2 separate regions of the Homo sapiens genome follow, and region 2 is linked to region 1. The links are chromatin loops, found by intact Hi-C in ENCODE. Cell type or tissue: endothelial cell of umbilical vein. All regions are shown on one strand. Each heading gives the region's core, and the rest is flanking DNA. Links, peaks and the distances in the headings are about the cores only. Region 1 overlaps TENM3 (teneurin transmembrane protein 3). Region 2 overlaps TENM3 (teneurin transmembrane protein 3).

The links. Hi-C counts contacts between places; a loop is a spot of excess contacts. Peaks named below come from ENCODE experiments on the same cell type or tissue, not always from the same donor. Only the 100,000 strongest peaks of a DNase experiment are listed, where the experiment ranks them.
Region 2: a loop joins it to region 1, with 7 times the contacts of the local background. A loop is called at or near these places in 1 of 110 quality-filtered maps.

Annotation. Positions count from the first base shown.
Region 1 is chr4:182,591,916-182,597,298 of GRCh38, reverse strand. All of the region lies in intron 3 of TENM3 (teneurin transmembrane protein 3), which reads right to left. Among named protein-coding and RNA genes, the nearest start is that of DCTD, 320 kb to the left of the region's middle. RefSeq lists an enhancer at 3,093-3,593. In endothelial cell of umbilical vein, for the core only: no CTCF peak of the experiment used is centred there; a DNase peak (open chromatin) is centred at 3,218; H3K4me3 peaks cover 279 bases; H3K27ac peaks cover 2,355 bases.
Region 2 is chr4:182,798,669-182,804,051 of GRCh38, reverse strand. TENM3 (teneurin transmembrane protein 3) reads right to left here. Exons shown (of 28, transcript NM_001080477.4): 28 at 1,028-4,456. The coding sequence ends at 3,701. Among named protein-coding and RNA genes, the nearest start is that of DCTD, 120 kb to the left of the region's middle. RefSeq lists an enhancer at 72-241. In endothelial cell of umbilical vein, for the core only: no CTCF peak of the experiment used is centred there; no DNase peak of the experiment used is centred there.

The DNA of each region.
Region 1 (5,383 bases), core at 110-5,109:
TAGCTGAAACTACAGGCATGTGCCACCACGCCCGGCTAATTTTTTTAAAATATAATTTTGTCGAGATGGGGTTTCCCTATGTTGCCCAGGCCAGTCTTGAACTCCTGGGCTCAAGCGATCCTCCCGCGGAGGCCTCCCAAAGTACTGAGACTGCAGGTGTGAGGATCTGTACCTGGCTCTTTTTAAGTCTTTGCATAAAGAACAATTGAATACCCAGGGAAATCTTTGTGACCAAGGTTCAAAATGGACACAAGGAAAAAGGACAGGGTCTAGACTTGGAGACTATAAAAGTGTTTAAGGATCTAACACAGCTGGGCAGATCCGCACAAGAACAACCAGAACAGCCACTGCAGCCTTTCACTTTAGACAAATTCACTGATACACAGATTGATAAAAAAGTTCTGGATATAATGACTTTGAGTGAGTTACAGATGGGACAATCAGACCTCACATAGTCACCAGGTTTAATGTTACTGCAACATACCTCTGAACATGTCGATTTACTCCTAGAAAACTCCAAATGGCTTTCTAGTGCCTATCAAACTTGAAATGAACTCTAAAGGTGAATGTTATATTTGGTCACAGATACCCCAAAATATATTTTTGCAAGCTCTCCCTCGTGTGTCCTCTTCGCATATTCCTTGCTCTAGCCACGCTTGCTGTAGCCACTCCATGCCTTACACCTTTCTACTTAGGCAGAGTTGCTTCTCTCTGGAAAGACATTTTCCTCCATCTTTCTATCTCCAAATCCAAATTACTTTAAGATCTAAAAAAGGTGATGCCACCTCTGTTTTCTCCAGGTAAAAATCATTGATCTTTCTTCGGAGTCACCTTATTGTATCTGTCCCTTTTTCATGGCTCTATTCGCATTCCCCTCTGTGCTAGAGTTAAGGTTGTAGGGCTCATGTCCCCTGCTCAGCTCCCTACGGGCAGGATTCACATGCGATTCACCTTTGAGCTCTATGGACCTCACAAGGGCAGACACTCAATAAATACTTGTTGAATGAATGACTATTTGTGAAGAATTCAATGAGAGAGTGTGGAAGTAGTAAAAAGTTGAGCTTGTCCATACTGCCTTTAACTATAAGGTAATTTGCAAATATGTTGTATTTCCCCAACTTAACTCTTAGATCCTGAAAGGCAAGGATTCTAACTCAAATTTTTTTGGATCTTCTGGTACTTTCACTAAGCACGTACTTCAAGGACTCCCAAAAATGTGCTGATTGATTGATGACATTTATATAATAGCACCTTGTGGGGTCATCTCATTCAAGCAAGGAACCATGCCACTCACCCCAAAGACTGGAGTTTAGGAATATTTCTTTGAAAATGTTCTGATATTTAAAATCTACCTTTAAAGATATGTGAATAATATAAAGATCATATAAAATATATAATATATAAAATGAAAGCTATAAAATAATATTTAAAAATTATTATAAATTATATTTTACCAAACACAGTATGTTTTCCTTTTATTAATATTTTAAAGCTTATGATTAGCAATGCTCTTAGATATTTTAGAAAAGGTATCAATTATTTTTTCAAAATATTCCTCTCTATCTTTCTGAAAATTAAATTCTCGGTACCATGGTTATGAGAAATTATGCATCATACCCAAACAGCGTCTTTATTAAATTTACTCTTTCTTTCCACGTGCCTTTCCTTTATCAAGGTCCCACTGCTCATATAACTTCAATGAAAGCCTAACAGTTGCATGTTTTTATTCACTATGTTGAATGAAATTAATATCAGATGTTTTTTAAAACTCACATTAATCATAGAGATTAGATAATAAAGACTGCGGTCACCCTGCTCCTCCCTTAGCTCTTCAACAGCGTCACTTAAGGCATTCTGTTCCCATGTTAGACCTGCTGGCATGGGTTAAGAACCTGGATCATGGTGTACACTGAATAAAGTATGTTGACTATTATACCAGGAAAATGCTACGAGCTATTGGATACAGGGTAGATTACAGTGTAAGCAGCTTACCGGCCCCCAGTTCCAAGCAAATGTAAGGCCTATTCATGGAACTCTGCATGGAGAAGAAGAAAAACTGCTGGTGACTTTCCCTAGATAGCAACTCTGTTATTATGAATCAGCATGGTGAGAGGCGCCATTGAGACACATGACAATGAATATGGCATATTTACTTTCCGTGGGATATTTTCTTGCATAAATTACTTAATCTCTCTGAGCCTCACTTATTTGATAGTGCTTGTTTAAAGGAGCTAAAAACACACAGTGCCTGACATAAAAGTTAAGTGCCAAGAACAGGGAAGAGACTGGGTGCACTGGCTTACACCTGTAATCCCAACACTTTGGGAGGCTGAGGTGGGCAGATCATGAGGTCAGGAGTTCGAGACCAGCCTGGCCAACATGGTGAAACCCCACCTCTACTGAATACAAAAATTAGCTGGGCGCGGTGGCACGTGCCTGTAATCCTAGCTACTTGGGAGGCTGAGGCAGGAGAATTGCATGAACCCAGGAGGCGGAGGTTGCAGTGAGCTGAGATCACGCCACTGCACTCCAGTCTGGGTAACAGAGCAAGACTCCATCTCGGGAAAACACACACACACACACACACACACACACACACACACACACACACACACCAAAACAAAAAACAGGGAAGAAATAAAGGGCAGAACATCATGAGGAAAAACAAAGTAACAGAAAAGCCTTGTCAGCAACTAATAGCACCATCACCAGAAGTGAGAACACACAAGCAAATACGCCTGGAGAGGAAATGTGTTCACTTTATTGATTTATTTAGAGACAGGTCTTGCTGTGTTGCCCAGGCTGAAGTGCAGTGGTGTGATCAGAGCTCACCACAGCTTCAGACTTCTGGGCTCAACTGGTCCTCCTGCCTCAGCTTCCTGAGTACCTGGGACAGATGTGTGCCACCATGCCCAGCTAATTTTTAAATTTTTTGTAGAGACAAAAAAGTGTTTGCTTTAACAGGTAGAAAAATTACGATCAGAAATGTCATAGGGCCAGGCTCAGTGGTTCACGCCTGTAATCCTATCACTTGGGGAGGTTGAGGCAGGAAGATTGTGTGAGTCCAGACCAGATTGAGCAACACAGCAAGACCCTGCCTCTAAAAAAAATAAAAATCAAAAATATGCAAAAAGGAAATGTCATAAGAACAGAAAACAAACTAACCTCTTGCCAGTTCTCACACAGGAAGGAATTTGATCTCATAGTCATGAAGTTCGGCCTAGTCACCTTTTCCTAGCTAGTATGGCCACAGGATCATGCCAAGAAGAAACAAAACAAAACAATGCATATCTGGGCTTATTTGCTGGCTTCTTTTTTTTTTTTTTAAGACTAAAAGCTACTGCTGGCAGCTCCCAGGCTGCCATGTGCAACTCAGCTCCAGCTCCTCCCTGGTTTACAGCCTTGGGCTGTGGTCTTCAGGGAGCAGAGTGGAAATGGACTTTGAGACAGGAAAACTGGGGAAGAAAATAATACCTGCTGTGAGATGAAAATATCTTGGTGTGAGTATATGTCTGCATTTGTATGTGTGTGCTCGGTTCATGTGGGAGGAAGTAAAAGGTGAGTGTGAGATGAGAGGAAAGGAGGAGAGTGGGCTGGCATTCGCTTTCAGCAGGTGTGCACAGTTGGAAAGGTGTCACTGCAGCGACTCCAACTGCTCTGTCCCACCCACTTCCTTCACCCTGTTCTCCTTCCCCTCCTTCCCTGGATCTCCATGTGGCCTGGCTACACACGTCCCCAGGGAACAAATACCCTAATCTGGAAGGGAGATAGAAGCTAAGGGCGGACAGCTGTGCTGCTTCAGAATACGAGTAGTTTGAGTAAAGTCAGTCATCAAAAGACAAATGGAGTCAGGAAGGGATGGAGAAAGGAAGATGGAGGGACGGAAGAAGAAAGGACAGAGAGGGACAGGCAGAAACTGGGTGGAGGTGGAGGGAGACAGACAGACAGACAGAGAGACAGAAACAGTTTTAATTTCACAAAACTGTGAGAGAATCTGAGAAGCACCGTTACACAAAACACCTCCTGGGTATTCATTCATCAGCATGTGGCTTCCTTACTCCTGAATAATAATGATAGCAAGTGGAATAAATGAAAACCCTCTGGCCTTAGCCCTCTTAAGAGCTTGCAATATGATACACATATTGTTTTATATAGCAAGGGAGTTGTCAGGTAATCTAGGTTGCCACATTGCCTAAAACAGAAAGTACACTGGACTCTCAAAGACAAAAAGAGAATGTGAAGATTTAGATTCAGTCTTTGATTATTTCTTCTAATGCTCAAAGGATGACCCTAAAGATACTAAACCAAATTCTGTCAGTTCCTTTTCAATTGTTGAACTTGACGAACATTTAAAAGAAGCCAAACATATTTATGGATGATTTGCAAAGGATGGAATTAAAGTCTTCATTTCTGTGTCCTAAAATTCGTTTTCACCTCACTTCCTGGCTATATCTTTACTTTCTCTCGTCTCAAACAAAACTTAAGTCTTCTTCAAAATTGACCTCTTTCTTAAAAACAAGTCATCAAAACAAATTGTATAAAACTTTTTGTTTTTGTATATTTTACTATCATATGATTTTTTTTTTGACACAGTCTTGCTCTGTGGCCCAGGCTGGAGTGCAGTGGCACAATCTCAGCTCACTGCAACCTCCGTCAAGTGATTCTCCTGCCTCAGCCTCCCAAGTAGTTGAGATTACAGGCGTGCGCCAACACGCCCAGTGAATTTTTTATATTTTTAGTAGAAACGGGGTTTCACCATGCTGGCCTGGTTGGTCTTGAACTCCTCACCTCAGGTGATCCACCCACCTTGGCCTCCCAAAGCGCTAGGATTACAGGTGTGGGCCACCATGCCCGGCTCCATCATGTGAATTTTAACTACAGTGGCCAGAGCCTCAGGTGGATCTTCCAAGTGTACAAGGACAAAACGAGAGTTGGTTTTTGATTTTGAAAATACCAATCTAATCCTTGGTGTAGCTTAATCTCTTATTTCATTATCGACTAACTCTGTGGCTTTCCAGAAACTGCTTCTCCTTGATTTTCTAAAGTTAGGTAACTTCAGGTAACAACACTTCCCTGATCTGGTTACATTTCAGGAGCTATTAGAAAGGTGGTATTATAATCCATTCCTTTAAAAATAAATCTGTTGCAGATGTAAAAAAAAAAAAAAAAAGAAGAAAAGAAAGGTGGTATTATAAATTCAACATTTTTATGACACTGAAAACAGTAAATTACCATTAAAATGCCTCTTTTGTCCAGAAAATCTCACACACATTGCAGACATTTAGTAGTCATTATTTCCCTCTGAAGGAAAAAAATTAGGTGGCAATAATTTTTCTTATAAATGGAGAAAATTTGAGTTAAGGAAATAGGTGCTTATACTCAT
Region 2 (5,383 bases), core at 239-5,238, 210 kb before region 1:
TTCTTTCATTAAAAAACTTTTTTTTTTTTTTTTTTTAAGAGACTGGGTCTTGTGTCGCTCAGGCCGGAGAGCAGTGCTGCGATCATAGCTCGTTGTAACCTCCAGCTCCTCTCCTCATCTTTTCAAGCGCTTGAGGACTGGTCCTGATTTTGAAGTACTTACAGTCAGGTGCTGCCCTTCTGTTGCGGTCTGGCAGTTAGAACCCCATGCAACTGTTAGGATATGTGTGGTGAATGTAAAGACAAATTTCACGGGATGTGGCAGCAGCATATCCCATATTCAGATTATTTTTTCTAAGGTATAATTTTTACCGGCACCATTTTTATTTGCATTTGTTCAGACATTACTTTTAAGGAAAAGACTGTAGAGAAGGAAAGCAGTACTTCGCCTGTTTTTCTGGAATTCCGTTTTGATCATGTTAAAGTCTAATTCGAGGAGAAGAAAACAGACCAGTTTGCCAAGTGGAATGACCTGATTCTTGCTGGATCAACACGTTATGCAGTTGAGGTTGTCACTAGAAAGCAAGTGTGATGAAGTCTGCCTCTTCCGACTAAAATCAAAGCCCTGGCCTGCCGGCCAGAATTGCTGAACTAAGCATCTTCTAATCAGCCGGTCTATATGTAGATTTAGACATCTCCAGGAGGCTGCAAGCCTACCAGGCCCAAACTGATTATTCTAATCAAGTGTTTTAATTAAGCACACTTATTGCCAGGATCACAGGAATGAGGCCTGCTCTCAAGTAGTAATGGGTGGTATTTTTGTAAACTCTTCTTTACAGTTAGCGTGTTTGGCTTTGTGGGGGTGTGTTTACTGTTTTTCTAAAGTAGGCCATGGGAGAGTCCCCTGTGAAGTTCACTCTGCTGAGCCAGCAGTCTGGCCAATGGACAAAAAAAAAAAAAAAAAAGATACTACCAACTGGGTTGCAGATGAATCAATTCCCCAACAACTGCATCTATTTGCGTCCTCCACGTTAAACACAAAAGCAATGCTGGCTAGCCCAAGACTTGAAAAAATATAAAAACACACACACATTGGGTTGGCTTTTATTGGAATGCCTAGGTGCAATCTATAGTCATCAAGTTATGGAAAATTCAGGTCACATATAAAGTTAAGAAGGCAAATGAAAAGAACAATACAAATCAGACAAAATTTACATCTCAAAATATCATGAAAGCATTTTGACTGGCTTTGCCTAAAATACTTTGAATATCAATTTCTTTTTTGTAAGCTAATTCTTTTCATTATACAGTCCCCCACCCCCTCCCAACTCTTAGAAAAAGGTCTTTTGTTTACATATTCCCCAAGGTCACTATTTCTTGTAAAAGCATGTCCAGATCACAAGTCTTTTTAGAAAGAAATAGGCTCATTATACCTACTAACAGGACACTAATTGGGTTGATTTGACTTCATCATCTAAAATAAGCACCAGGAGATACTCCAAATCTGTTATTTATCGGTGCCCGAGTGAAGACCAGTCCACGTCAAGAAGAGGTTAAGACTATGATCTCACTTCTGTCATGTGGCACAAGCTTTTCATGGTAATACATCAGAAACATGTCTGAGAATTTAGACTCAGAGCCTATTTCACCCAAAAGTACTTACAGCATGCTAAATACAGGCCTGCAGAAGTTCCACGGAACAGAACTGCAAATACCTAACAGTTAAAAAATAAAATGGAAAACAGAATCATGTTTATGTGGTTTGAAATCTCATAGTTTTCTAAATTTGGGCTTCATAATACTTGCCAAAGGATTTCCAGAATAAAAAATATTAATGCTAATCTGTGCTTTCATTCTAATAAAATATCATCAGCATTCATTAGAAGATTAATTACTTCGGTATGCTCTACCAAATACACAAAGACAGTAATAGCACTGATACTGTAAATTCAGTAGCTATTTTGAAACTTTCCCAGCCAATCATCTGTTTAATAAACACGCCTACTGTGCAATTTAGAGTATGTGATACATACAAAGCAGTTAGAAAATTATTTTCAATACATCACTTGAACCTTTATATTTACGACATGTTCACTTGCTATATTTTATCACCATTATACATAGAGGAAAACAGTGTGTACTATAGCTCGATGAACTGAGAAATATCTTCTAAAAATATTTTCGTGGCTGAATTTAGTGCTCAGGAAAGAGATTTGTCAGAGCTGAGCCGACACGGAAGTGCAGATGGCGGCTGGGCTCGTTCCCACACGCGTGCATGCATGTGTGCAGGAGGGCGCGGCTGTCAGTTCACTTCCAGCTGGATCTGCCACCCCCGGCTTCCCCGAGACAGAGCAGAGGCTGTCATTCAAACCAGCCCCCCAAGATGGTTTGGTCATGTGGGCTTAGAGTAACCCTGACCGGCTCCATCTGGCTCACCCACCACTGCTCGGTTTCTGCTGTCTTTCCTAGATCTTAAGACACGTGTTTAGGATCACGACTACATCAGAACCTTTCCTCCTCCTATTTCCCCAGCATCTGATGTGGTCTCTCCTCCATCAAGAGACAGAGCTTTGGAACAGTAACAGTAAAAACCTCGGGGTTAATTATATCAACAACTCCCCATTGACTTGCAAGGTTGAGAGAGGGCCAGAGAACCCTTCCTCCCGTTTTTTCAATCTTCTTCCCTTACATTCCACCAGCCCTAGTTGTCTACTGTGCCTCTCAGTTGACAATGCTGAGGACACTGGCCTGATGCGTGAGAGAGGGAAGAGAAAGGAGCTCTCTGATTCGCCACCCACCTAGAATTGCACGGTCCTATCCATCTAGTGATAGAAGCTTGCACATTTTTTCAACCTAATACAAAAATATTAACACTTCTGGACATTATAGGCATAAGTTGTTATATCTCTACAATATAATAATTCATACTGTACAGCTATAACAGATAACAAAAGGTGCAATCCTTTTAAAAAAATCACACAGTTCACGTTTTTATCATTTTATTTTTAAGTATAAATTTTTAAACACTTTACATAAATTAACTCCTCTGAGACTAAGATTTGATGTACAGTAAATTGTAATTCATATAAAAATCCATAAACAACTTGTCTCACATAATTTACAAAAAAATCAGGATTTCCTTTGCTTATCAGTGACAAGGATTCTAGTTGCCAGTTTTTTCCCCGAAGGGAAACCACGTTAGCATTGTAAAATCCATTAATAAATCCCCGCCGCAGAAGTCACTGTGCCAATGTCCTTCTACAAAGCTGCACAGGGAAAGCAGTTGGGTTGTCTAGAAACAGTAACTTTGCCCCACATTGTAAAATGAACAGAGATAGCTATCACATCCTATGCAGACAGACTACTTCTTGTAAGCAAAGGTCGACAATTCGGGACTATTTGGAAACACTGTACACATTTTTTTTTCTTTTTTAAAGTTAGTTAAATACAGTGCCTAGAAGGAACAGACGGCCCAGCGCAACAGGTCGAGGCCTTTGTCCTTGATGATTTTTTTTTCCTCTGGCTACGTTCAGTCCGACTGAGTGCAGCGCTATGCATATGTAAACATATTCGTTAAAGCCGATCACCTTTAAGGTCATTCGGAAAAAAGCGGTCCTTGTTTTCGCGGTGTGGGTGTGGGTCGTAACAGCAGTCTCATTCCCCCGGGAGGAAGGCTCTTGGGCGTTGGAGAGTCCCACTCGGGTTGTGCCACAGGACAATGTGGGCAGGGCGTGAGCGGCTCGGCGGGCGCGGCCCGGGCGTTACCTCCTGCCGATCTCGCTCTGCCGCAGGAACTGGATGTTGTTGGCGCTGTCGGCCAGCTCGGGGTACTGCTCCACCGAGAGTACGTAGTACCCGTCGTAGCCCTGCACCTTGCCGGCGCTCAGCAGCTGCCGCTTCTCGCCCTCCGTCCAGAGGCGCGCGCCCTCCTCGCCGTCGCGCACGCGCTGCTGCTCGCGCGCCCAGGCCCGGGCGAGCGCGCGCTGCCGCGCCTGCTCCAGGATGCGCGCCTTCTCCTCGTCCAGGGTCATGCCGTAGCGCACGTGCAGCGCCAGCGCGCCGAACTGCATCTCCACGTCCGCGAACCTGCGCGTCCTGCCGTTCACCACCGTGGTGGACTGCGACACCGTCACGTTGATGCCGTTCTCCAGCGCCTTGCGGCCGCTGGTCAACCGCAGCGTGCCCAGGTCGCTCTCGGGCGTGGTGGTCTTGATGAAGTAGTGCGTGTCCTTGCCCTCGATGGTGAAGTGCAGGTTCTCCAGGTAGAAGGCGTTGTTGAGCACGGCCGCCACCTTGATGCAGTCCTCGTTGGCGATGTTGAGCACGTTGGTCTGCACGCGGCCCTGGCTGACGGCCAGCATGACGCCCTTGCCGATCAGCGACTTGACCGTGGCGAACCACAGCCAGGACTGCGCGCCGCCGGCCCGGCGCCGGCTCACCTGCACCTCGGCCATCTTCCCCAGCGACAGGAAGGCCTTGGCCTGCCGCGCCACTTGCTGCTGGACTCCGAAGATGGGCTGCGGGCGAAACAAAAGAGGGGGCGCGTCAGAGGCGGCCGGGAGCCTCCCCACTCCTGACCCACACACGGGACTCTGGGGGCAGCGCCGGGGCATGCATGGAAGCCCCGGGGTCCTTCCCTGACCAGAAGGCTGACAGCCCGGGTGGAGGGAGCACTCGAGATCCCTCCCCCTCAAGGTGATCCCGATGCTCTGGAACCCCCAAATGGCTCACTCATCGTGGATCACTTTAAAGCTTTCTTCGTTTCTAACATGGGAAAAATAGTCCTGTTTCTTGCTTTTCTCTTACAGTTTCTAGATGCTCTTTTCCCACTCCCACCCCACGTGGGGAACCCAGCTCATCCGGATCTGCATGCTCGTAGCTTTCTCCACAGGAGGCTGAGAAGCCACCAAACACAGAGAGGGATCTGAACGGCTGGGGATACTTAGTGCCGATCACAGGGCCCCGCTTCGTATGCTTTGAAATGCTTGTATTTAAGTCAACTCTGTCCCCTCTCCTGGCAGAGTTTTCAGCTGAAGATGGTGAGTGTAACCGCAGAACTGAAATGTACAGGGATGAGTGGAAGGTGGGGCAGCTGGAGACGATATTTGTTACTTTAGGAAAACAATTATTTTTCTCAGACTTAGGGACAGTGGACCGTCTAGACTGGCAAATGTTTTAAATTGGGGGCATCTTAACTCAGCCATTTCTTATACCACCAGATGTTTGTCTGGCCATTGTTTCCCAAATGAAAACATCTGTTTCATTTGCGGCAATGAAAGAAACAGTTGTTTTTCTGTACTTGGGGCAGCCTCAGTGTCTTTGCCCACGATTTCCTATGCTGTCCTTATGGTGCACTTCTTTTGACAGAGAACTTGAACCATATTTAAAAGGCTGCTTAGGAAAAGAGCTGGCAAGTCCATTTGTACAGTTAGATGTAGGTGTTT